Linked DNA regions of Homo sapiens: region 1 is linked to region 2. The links are chromatin contacts, found by Hi-C or POLR2A ChIA-PET in ENCODE. All regions are on one chromosome and are shown on one strand. The core of a region is the stretch at or near the end of the contact, and the rest is flanking DNA. Distances in the headings are between cores, read along the strand shown. Region 1 holds the start of MTRFR (mitochondrial translation release factor in rescue). Region 2 overlaps MLXIP (MLX interacting protein).

Region 1 (5,670 bases), core at 455-2,954, 1.1 Mb before region 2:
TGTCAGATCTCTCAACTACAAGGCTGAGGAACTTTGGAATGACACACCACATACACTGTTGTCTTATGACACAAACCCAGTCTGGGAACTGATTATTTCATCGGCCTTTGTTTTAGAGCTTAGGGTGAAAAGGCATCTACAACAGTGGCTTGTAAATTATTTTACTTGGTATGGTCCAATTTAAGAAGTACTTGATAAGCCATGACATTACTGAAAACATGTTATTTGGTGGGATCATAATTCTGGTCTGTGAAATCAGGTACTAAGGAGATCACTGTGATGCCAAAAATATAGCCTGACTTCCCAGCAGGTTCACACTGAAAGATAAAACCATCTTCAATGAAGTAAGTCCTGGTTTAAACATAAAATATCTTTTGGAATTATGTAATATAATTTAAAAAATCATGAAAGATAGGATAACATCAAATTTACCCTTTGAAAATTGCCAGGCGTGGTGGCTCATGCCTGTAATCCCAGCACTTTGGGTGGCCGAGGCAGGAGGATGACCTGAGGTCAGGAATTCGAGACCAGCCTGGCCAATATGGCAAAACCCCGTCTCTACTAAAAATACAAAAAATTAGCCGGATGTGGTGGCGGGCACCGGTATTCCCGGCTACTCGGGAGGCTGAAGCAGAAGAATCACTTGAACCCGGGAGGCAGAGGTTAAAGTGAGCCGAGATCGCGCCACTGCCCTCCAGCCTGGGTGACAGAGAGAGACCTTGTCCCCCCTACCCCCCTCCCCCACAAAAATAAAAAAAGTAAAAAAAAATTGGTAGGTATACTTAGGAAGCTCCAATGAGATGTAACGCCTCCTGGCAGATCTGTTATTCCAAGGGCAGATCCATTTCCTGGGTTGTGGAGGCCTAAGTGATAGTGCCAGGGAAGTCCCTTTACTGTGAGCCAGAACTCCTGGAGGTAAATCGAGTAGCTGGAAAGACCTTAAAGGTTAACTATGCTGAAGAATGTGGCCTGCACAGTGCGCATGAAATGGGCTGGGGTCCCACGGGGAGGAGAGCGAGTTCCCTTTGGTCCTTCAAAAGTAGGGCTGGGTGGCTTGCGCCTGTGATCCCAGCACTTTGGGAGGCCGAGGAAGGAGGATCGCTTGAGGCCAGGAGTTCGAGATCAGCTTGGGCAACACAGTGAGACCCCCCCACCCCACGTCTATTAAAAAAAAAACGAGTATCTCCGCAAAAGCCTAGCAAGGGCAGTGCTGACCTCTACTACGTGCCAGGCCTGAAACAGCACCTGATGCGTGCTCACAGCTCCATTCCGCTCAGTTTTGTACATGAGGATCCTTCCGTTTCGCCTTGGGCCTCCGTGGAACCGTTATCTCCAGGACGGTAGTCTCTCCTCTCCCCTGCCCTGAGTGCCTGAACAGCCCCAGGGCCGACCCACAGCACCTAGCGTAAACCAGGTCCCGAGAAAACTGAGCTCGGGTGTCACGGCCGGCCCCACCCCACCGCCAGCGCGGCCTCAGGTAAACTGGCTGCGCCACTCGGGGTCGCAAGTCGGGAAAAACCCAGGCGTCCCGGCTCGCAGTCCTCTCTCCGGAGCCTTTGACAGTCGTCGGCAGCCGTAGGGTTACCTGGCTTCTCCGCAGATGCTTACCTGGTCTCAGGACCCGACTCGTGCCCTCAACGTTCTAGGGATATCCAAATCACCTCAGCGGAGGATTCGCAATCGCGATCCCTGATCTGCGCACGCGCCGTACTCCGATCGCGGTTTCTCTTATCTACCAGAGGCTCATGTTTACTCACTGCGCATGCGAGAAACTGAAGCTTCTTTCCCTCGTGGCAGCGGCTGGCTCCCAGAGAGCCAATCAGAGAAGAGAGTTTCACAGCAATCCCGCCCCCTTGTCACTCCCCCGGGGTTGGATGTCTCTCTTTGGTTGGAGCTGCGCGAGGGGGAACGGCGAGGTGGACGCGCGCGCCATGCGAGGCTGTCTCCGCCTCCTTCCGGGCAGCCAATCACTGGAGAGACGCCGGGCGCGCGCGCGCTCCCTCGGGTAACGGTCGCGAGAGGCCGCTTGCATGACCCTGACATCGGCAGCGGGAGCGGCGGCCAGGTAAGCGGCCACCAGCCTGCAGGGAGCTGTAGGCCGCTGGGGACAGGAGACGAGACTTAGGAGACACTGTCTTAGCGGCCCCTTGAGTGTGGTGATGGGCTGGGGTGTGGGGTGACGGCTGCCGATTGGCCTGACCCCCTCGGAGCCCTTCGGCGTGTGGGAGCTCTGCCCGGCCGCGGTGCGCCTTTTCTAGACTCGGCGCCCTTGAGTGACACTCGCGCGGCCCAATCGCAGATCGCTCTTCCTGAGGGGCGGGGGGTTTGTGGGGTTTTTTTAATTTTTCCCCCCATTTTTTGCCAAGGTGCCCCGGTTTCCTTTTGGAATCGCGGTTGTAGTTGCAGGAGCGGTGGCTTTTCTCCGTCCTCCCTGCTTTCCGTAGCTTAGGCGACTGCATAGATTCTCCCTCTCCTTCCCACTTTGACCCGATAGCCGCCACCAGCCATTGCGGGCTGACTGTGAGCTCAGAATGTCGGGATCTGGCCTCATCCCCATCTGAAATCTCTTCCTCTCCCCCAAGCCTCCCGTCAAGGCGGAGCGCCCAGTTAACTTTCATGTTTCATAACCATCAATCGTTCCTTTTCCCCAGCTCCCTTTTTTTGCTAGGGGGTAGGGACACCAAAAGCGTCATATCTTGTTGCTGGGAAATATAAAAGCTCTGCTCTTATATTCATTCTGTATCAAGTTAAAAAAATTTTTTTTTGCATTGTATTTGTGGGTGTTTAAGGATTTTTCCCTCTTACTTCCCTGCCCTCCCCCCAGCACCTCCACCCCAAATGGAGAAGCATCTTTGAATTTCTAGTGGTTTTCCATCTGGATCTGCATCCGGATCCGGATTACCTTAGCAGGGGAAATAATAGATGGGGTTGCAGGTTCATCTCCCTGGAGAGCTTGTGTTTTCCTGGTGTAATAGCATGGTGATTGGAATCCAGGTATTTCTGTTGCCAGTTGGAAGGGGCAGTCCTTGACTGTTTCAATGCCCCATTTGTCGTGGGTGATGGGCTGAGCCACTGGGGAAAAGTCCATTTAGTTAGGTCCGGTTACCCTTTGCATTCACTCCTGTCCCTGAAGGAAATGGTCCCTGTTTTTGTGTAATGCTTTATAAAAGCAGGCCCTAGAAAGTGGGAATCTAGCAGAAGCGGAATACTAGATAATATTCCTGTTGCACTCTCTAAGCTTTTCAGTTTGTAAGCAGCTGAAGTTTTCTTTCTTTCTCCTTTTTCCTCTTGCTCCCTTGCTCTTTTATAAGTGCATGAATTCCCCAGGAAGGAGGCATCTTGTTTGACCTGTTACAGCCAATTTGCCATGGTATATATCCAGCTTCACTGAAATTTTAGTTGGCCTGGCAAATAATTTTTTTATTTTTATTTTTATTTTTTAAGAGATGGGGTCTTGGTCTGTTGCCCAAGCTGGAGTGCAGTGGCAGGATCATAGCTCACTGCAGTCTTGAACTCCTGGGCTGAAGTGATCCTCCCACCTCAGCCTCCAGAGTAGCTGGGACATGCTCCCAGTAGCTGCAGGCAGGCTCCAGTGTGCCCAGTGGTTTATTTTCTAAGAATAGCTGCACAGAGACAAAAGACCATATATATAGTTCAAAATGTACTTCCAGACAATGGGGAAGCTATGGTTGTTAACAGTTTAATTGGCTCTTTTTAATACAAATTAAATATTAAGTAGTTCAGTTCTTCTTGTCTCTGTATAAGTCAACAAACATATATACTTGGTAGAATTTATTAAACAAATGAACAAGGCATGCAAGTATTCCAATTGTTACATAATAGAATTATATCTAGAACTTTCATTGTAAAGCCTGGCAAAATGGTTTGCGCTATAATCCCAGCTGCTCGGGAGGCTGAGCACTTGAGGCCAGGAGTTGTAGACCAGCCTGGGCAACATAGCAAGATGCTGTCTCTAAAAAAAAGAACCTTGATTATTAAACATATAAAAATCTGAAATATTACCTGAAAAAGGTGATGCTACTTTTGCAAATAATCCTTAATGTAGATTTTTAATTGAGATACATAATTCACATACCATAAAATTCAGTCTTTTACAAGTGTACAATTCAGTGGTTTTTAGTTCACAAGGTTGTGCAGCCATCACCACTATCTAATTCCAGAATTTTTTATCACCCCAAAAAGAAACTCCATACCAGCTGCACTCACTCACATTCTCTCCTTCCCCAGCTCCTGGCAGCCATTTGTCTATGAATTTGCCCATTCAAGATATTTCATATCAATGAAATCATATAGTCTGTGGTCTTTTGTGACTGGCTTTTTTTACTTAGCATAGTATCTTCAGTGTTCATGTATGTTGTAGCATGTGTCTTTTTATGGCTGAATCCTATCCTGTTCTATGAATATGCTTCATTCGTTTATCCATTTATCCATTGATGGACATTTGGGTGGTTTCTACATTTTGATTATTATGAATACTGTTGCTATCCTTAATGGAGATCTGTATGAAAGCAGTTAAGGTTTCCAAAGTTATGTAAAAACAGTTGCTAGCTTTGGTGGCTTTTTATAGTAGTATTTTTTTCCCCCATTCATTTTCAGACTCTCTTGGAAGTTTAGGATATTTCACAGTTCTGAATGTTAGCCACTGAAAATGCCAGTAGATGATGAAGCCTCTGAAGATGACACGGATTCATTTTTCTCAAACAGCCCAAGAACCTTTATTTTCCAATAAGAGAATATAACAATTTCTGTACACTATGGAAGAGTTTGACTTGGTGAAAACCTTACACAAAACTTCATCTTCTGTAGGATCTGATGAAAATTCTCTTCATTCTCTTGGACTGAACTTAAATACTGATAGGTAAGAATGGGATTTAAAAAAAATGTACCAAATCAGAATAACCTTATTTGCATACGTTTATCAACTTATCCAAATAGTGTCATAGTTACTGATTTGAATTATTATTATTTTTTAACCTATCATCAAGAATGTTCAGGGAGGCTGGGCGCGGTGGCTCATGCCTGTAATCCCAGCACCTTGGTAGGCTGAGGCGGGTGGATCACCTGAGGCCAGGAGTTGGAGACCAGCCTGGCTAACATGGTGAAGCCTCGTCTCTACTAAAAATACAAAAATTAGCCAGGTGTGGTGGCACGCGCCTGTAGTCCCAGCTACTCAGGAGGCTGAGGCAGGAGAATTGCTGGAACCTGGGAGGCAGAGGTTGCAATGAGCCAAGATTGCGCCACTGCACTCCAGCCTGGGCGACAGAGCGACACTCTGTCTCAAAAAAAAAAAAAAAAAATGTTCGGGGACAGATGTTTAAGTCAGGAATAGGTTTGGTCTTTTCATGTTTCTCATTTCTCTCAGAGATATGTACTTTTGCATGGAAAGCATTCTGAAAAAGAACTTGTTTTGCTTGTTTTACTTTCCTTTATACTTTTTTGTTTGTTTTTGGTAAATTACAAGCATATCTTTAACATTTAGTTGCCTAAATATTATTTCTACATTTTTAAATGATTGGGACAATTGATGTTTTATGTTGCAGAAATACTTCACCAATGTGGGAAGTAGCAGTTAAAGTTGAGTATTAGGAAGTTAAGACAATAACAGACTCTAAGTAGACAAAATAGTGGACTAAATAGATGTTATCAAAG
Region 2 (5,518 bases), core at 2,132-4,631:
AGCACCCATCATCTTTTAAAACAATTTTAGAATTCTTGCCTACTATTCTTTCAAGTGAACTTTATGACCATGTTGACAAATCTCAAAATAAAACTATTCTAAAAGAAAAAAGAAAACTATTTTAATATGTTGATTGGGATTATGTTTAATAAATCAATTAATGTAGGCAGCACCCCACTTCAAATTGGGCCATCACCATACCAAATTAAGGAATGTTATTCTACTTACACTACTTAACCTACTTAAAAAGAGAAATCCAAAGCTATCTGGTTTGCTATAATTTGCTTCATGAACCTCCTTCACATTTCTGATCATATTTTTCTAACATTTCTAAATAATATAAAAAGGAAATTTAGAAAGAAAAAACAGCAAAACAAAACCAAATCACGCAGTTATACCACTCAAACACAAGCACTATCCTCATTTTATTGTGTTTGACATAGCCCCACCTAGCTGATATGGCAGCTGCCACCCTCACCCTGACCAAACGGCTAAGCCACAGGCAGCAGGGAAAGGTTTCCATTATATTCAGTACTAAGCATGACTGTCCCCAAAGAATACAGCTTTTCCCTAGCACCTTCATAAAAAGGTAATTCAGTTGGTAGTTGGTTTAAATATTCACCAAGGTAAAATGTTTATGTAAAGAATGAAAAACTCTACCCAATTGCAGACACCTGGCTTAAAGAGGCAATAAATCAAGGAACAGCATTCTCTAGCCAGAGTACACACCTGGAGTCAAGACTCTAGAAATTGGCTACCAGAGATGTAATAAAAACAGATCATACTTGCAAATGTTTCTAAGCACCTATGAAGACTGACAAAAAACAAATTTGATATTATCACCACTATTAGTCATTTCAAGGCACTGCCAGCTACACAGCCTACTTACAAGTCAAAGAAATCTGAAGCTGTCTGATGCATTTAAAAGGATAAGGTAACACTCGCCAGGTAGCCAAGACCTATAAATAGACTTTTTTTTTTTTTTTTTTGAGACAGAGTCTTGCTCTGTCACCCAGGCTGGAGGGCAGTGGCGCCATCTCGGCTCACTGCAAGCTCCGCCTCCTGGGTTCACGCCATTCTCCTGCCTCAGCCTCCTGAGTAGCTGGGACTACAGGCGCCCGCCACCACGCCCGGCTAATTTTTTGTATTTTTAGTAGAGACGGGGTTTCACCATGTTAGCCAGGATGGTCTCGATCTCCTGACCTCGTGATCCGCCCACCTTGGCCTCCCAAAGTGCTGGGATTACAGGCGTGAGCCACTGCGCCCAGCCCTTTTTTTATTTTTTTTTCTTTTGAAGAGCAGGATCTAGCTCTGTTGCCCAGGCTGGAGTGCAGTGGCATGATCATAGCTCACTGCAGCCTTGAACTACTGGGTTCATGTGATCCTCCCACCTCAGCCTCCCAAGAATTTGGGACTACAGGCATGCACCACCATGCCCAGCTAAATTTTAATTTTTTTGGTAAAGATAAGCGTCTCCCAGGCCAGGTGCAGTGGCTCACACCTGTAATCCCAGCACTTTAGGAGGCCGAAGCGGGTGGATCACCTGAGGTTGGGAGTTTGAGACCAGCCTGACCAACATGGAGAAACCCTGTCTCTACTAAAAATACAAAATTAGCCGGGCGTGGTGGCACATACCTGTAATCCCAGCTACTCACGAGGCTGAGGCAGGAGAATTGCTTGAGCCCAGGAGGCGGAGGTTGCAGTGACCCAAGACCGCGCCATTGCACTCCAGCCTGGGCAACAAGAGCAAAACTCTGTCTCAAAAAATAAAAAAAAGAGAGATAAGCATCTCCCCATGCTGCCCAGGCTGATCTCGAACTCCTGACCTCAAGCAATCCTCCTGCCTCGGCCTCCTAATGTGCTAAGATTACAGACGTGAGCCACCGTACCTGACCCTAAACCTAAATAGGCTTTAAATAGGTTTTTCCCTTTTTGAGACAAGAGATAATTCAGTAAAGATTGTTCCCAATTATTTTCAGTTTTAAGGGTCTGGAATTGTATCCCTCCCCAGAAAGAGAGTTCCTGGCCCTAAAGAATAAAAATGAGAGGCACCCAGAGCAGGGATGCGTTGGGGTCACACCCACTTCCATTCGGCAAAAGGAAGAATAGCTGGATCCTGTAACACCCACTGCAACCACAGGATTCTGGCTTATTTGAGGAAGAGGATTCAAAAAAGCATACGAACAACTTTGTACTGCCCTCATCACATAATAGAAATTCCAAAATAAAATCCATTTTCCCTTTGCCTGCTAAAGATGCTTTCTCCCATCTGCTACTGAGAATCAGTTGTCAACCTAAATCTCTCCTTTGCATCCTCTTCCCATGGGTGTTTTTTAGTCAACTTATTAACCTTCCAAGTAGCAAAGGAGTTTGGGATGGGCAGAAGAGTTGGAGCCTACTCTAAATCGAAGGCAAGCTGTAGAAACAGTTTTTGTATTTCAGACATGCTGCAAATCTCCTCAGCCAACCCATCTGAGGTCAAACAGCCCTTCTGTCTCTCCTGAGACGTATGAACGGATTACATCTTTGTCAGCATTCCATATATCTACATTTCTTTCCTGTCTGTGAAAAGCAACAATTTGGGCCAGGCACGGTGGCTCACACCTGTAATCCCAGTGTGGATCGCTTAAGGCCAGGAGTTCGAGACCAGCCTGGCCAACATGGCAAAACCCCATCACTACTAAGAATACAAAAAGTAGTTGGGCACAGTGGCTCATGCCTATAATCCCAACACTTTGGGAGGCCAAGGCGGGCGGATCACTTCAGGTCAGGAGTTCAAGACCAGCCTAGCCAACACAGTGCAACCCCGTCACTACTAAAAATACAAAAATTAGCTGGGCGTGGTGGCTCACGCCTTGTAATCCCAGCACTTTGGGAGGCCAAGGTGGGCAGAACACTTCAGGTCAGGAGTTCGAGACCAGCATGGCCAACATGGTGAAACCCCATCTCTACTAAAAATACAAAAATTAGCCAGGTGTGGTGGTGCACGCTTGTAATCCCAGCTACTCAGGAGGCTGAGGCAGGAGAATCACTTGAGCCCGGAAGGCAGAGGTTGCAGTGAGCTGAGATTGTGCCACCTAAAAAGGAAATTATATTTTTTATAGTTTCACATGAGGGTGAGCACAGGTTTAGTCACTAAAAGTCAAGGTCAGAGTGACTAATGTCTCTCTCTTTCATTTACCCCTGCTTGAAGGCCTCCTGGAAGAATAGACTAAAATGGAATGAGAATTTGTAAGACACACATAATTTAAGAAAAACTACAGAGCAGGAAAAAGAAGTCTGCCTAGACAGTGATGGGCACTCATTTCTCAAAACCGAAGTCCCTGATGTACTGCTGGTTCCCTCCACACACAAGTGAAAGCAAAACACAGGCCTTGCAGGAGCTCACGGACTAATGAAAGGGCGTGACCCACATGGGAAGGAGATTTTGTGTCTTCTCCTTCCTGCAGATCTTTGGGGGCCAGCGTGCATTTAGAGGTGGGGAGGAGTCGAGCAGGGAGAGAGTAATTATGAACAAAACTTGAAGCCAACCATTTATGTTGATTTTTTGACTATAAAGTTTCAGTCCTCGTGTTATGTACAAGGGCCTGCTACCCTTTCCTGACATAAGGAAGAATGATAATATGATTCCTCTGATGGCAAAATCCCAGATTTTACTGAGGAAATCTAATTCTGTCTTTTTTTTTTTTTTTTTTTTTGAGATGGAGTCTCGCTCTGTCGCCAGGCTAGAGTTGCAGTGGTGTTATCTCAGCTCACTGCAACCTCTGCCTCCTGGGTTAAAGCCATTCTCCTGCCTCAGCCTCCTGAGTAGCTGAGATTGTAGATGCCCGCCACCATACCTGGCTAATTTTTGTATTTTTAGTACAGACGAGGTTTCACCGTGTTGGCCAGGATGGTCTTGATCTCTTGAACTCGTGATTCACCCGCCTCAGCCTCCCAAAGTGCTGGGATTACAGGTGTGAACCACCCCTTTCGGCCCTGATTCTGTCTTAATGTCATAAAAATTCATCTTCTCCATCAGCAGCATCACAGGCCAGGCTGCCCTTCGCAGGGGACACATGGCGCACCTTCCAATCAGGGTCAGCTTGGAAAGATACTTTTATTACCACCTAGTCACCGCCGGCCAGGGGAGAGCCAGAGAGGGCAGTGTCCCCGCAACCCCCCACCTTCCAATCAAGGCCAACTCAGAAAGATGCTTTTATCACCACCCTGTCACCACTGGTCACAGGAGAGCTGGGGGAGGACAATGTCCCCCCAAATCCCCCTTTTCAATCAGGGCCAACTCGGAAAAGACACTTTTCTAACCACCCTGTCACCACCAGCCACAGGAGAGCCGGGAGAGGGCAGTCAGTGTCCAACTGCCTGCCAGCTCTGCAGCCTTGGACAGACACCTGGCCTTTCAGAACTTCACTTTCTTTGGGAAAAAAAGAAAACTACTTCACAGAGCTGTGGTAAGAATGAAATGAAGCCAGGTATTTAGAGCAGACTGACTTTCTATCTGGAACACAGGAGGTTCTCAGTAAAAAGAATTCATACATTCAGCTGATGCTTCCCAAGACGTTCAGGGCTGTCTGACTCACTGTGCTGTGGGAACCGCACAATTAAAGCCTCTAGGCCACTGTGGCCAAGCCTCACCGTGACTCTGGATGGGAAGAGGGGGAACGACTGTGGGGGGATGCTGAACAAAGGTGCTGCGGAGCTGGAGAGCACCAGAGCTGTGAGATTAGGTACATCCAGGAAAATGCAAATGCATCCCACCAAGAGCGACAGCACAGGCAGAAATGTCTTTATTAGCCCTTACACAGGAATTGCAGCTGGGGGTTTCACAGCTGTCCTGTCACCTGAACCCCCAGCTCCCGCCACGAGGAAATGCCACCAAGGGCCTGATGACTGCCTGCACCATCAGCTCTCAGGCACACTTCACAGCAGTGACCCTTATCAAGTGCCTCTTAGTCAAGCTACAGAGTGGACAACCTGGGAGAGGGCGACAGACAGAGGAGAACACAAGGAGGAGGGCTGGTGACGTTGAACCCCTGCCAGTGCTCTCAGAGGAGAGGCGTGGGCCCAGTTGGAGTCCTGCACCCGGAAGCTAGTGCAGCTGGTGCAGCTGATGCTGCTACCTCTCTTTCAGCTCCATGAATCTATGGGAATCAAGAGCAGTGAAGGCCGGGTGCTGTGGCTCACACCTGTAATCACAGCACTTCGGGAGGCCAAGGTGGGTGTATCACCTGAGGTCAGGAGTTTGAGACCAGCCTGGCCAACATAGTAAAACCCCATCTCTACTAAAAATACAAAAATTAGCCAGGCTTGGAGGTGCAGGCCTGTAGTCCCAGCTACTCAGGAGGCTACGGCAGGAGGATCACTTGAACCCGGGAGGCGGAGGTTGCAGTGAGCCGAGATCGCGCCACTGCACTCCAGCCTGGATGACAGAGTGAGACTCCATCTCAAAAAAAAAAAAAAAAAAAAAAAAGAACCTGCGATTCCATCTTGCTTTCACCACCAGGAATCAAATGCATCC

The links. A loop is a pair of places that touch in the nucleus more often than their neighbours do. ChIA-PET counts read pairs that join two places held with the same protein, here RNA polymerase II (POLR2A). Pooled maps may share reads with other maps.
Region 1: a pooled map shows a loop between it and region 2 (2.1-fold over the local background). The contact joins the promoter of MTRFR here to the enhancer-like site in region 2. A Hi-C loop is called at or near these places in 1 of 50 pooled maps. POLR2A ChIA-PET finds 5 or more read pairs at or near these places in 2 of 52 experiments (CD4-positive, alpha-beta memory T cell and activated CD4-positive, alpha-beta T cell).

Annotation. Positions count from the first base shown.
Region 1 is chr12:123,229,470-123,235,139 of GRCh38, reverse strand. MTRFR (mitochondrial translation release factor in rescue) reads right to left here and starts at 1,704. Exons shown (of 3, transcript NM_152269.5): 1 at 1,609-1,704. It overlaps MPHOSPH9 (M-phase phosphoprotein 9), which reads left to right and starts at 1,999. Exons shown (of 24, transcript NM_022782.4): 1 at 1,999-2,065; 2 at 4,618-4,879. The coding sequence starts at 4,776. RefSeq lists an enhancer at 1,987-2,226.
Region 2 is chr12:122,106,548-122,112,065 of GRCh38, reverse strand. The region is part of intron 1 of MLXIP (MLX interacting protein); the gene reads right to left. Among named protein-coding and RNA genes, the nearest start is that of MLXIP, 31 kb to the right of the region's middle. RefSeq lists an enhancer at 2,957-3,276. Within about 2 kb of position 3,381, at least 17 of the 41 ENCODE cell types and tissues checked have a DNase peak (open chromatin) inside an H3K27ac peak, as active enhancers do.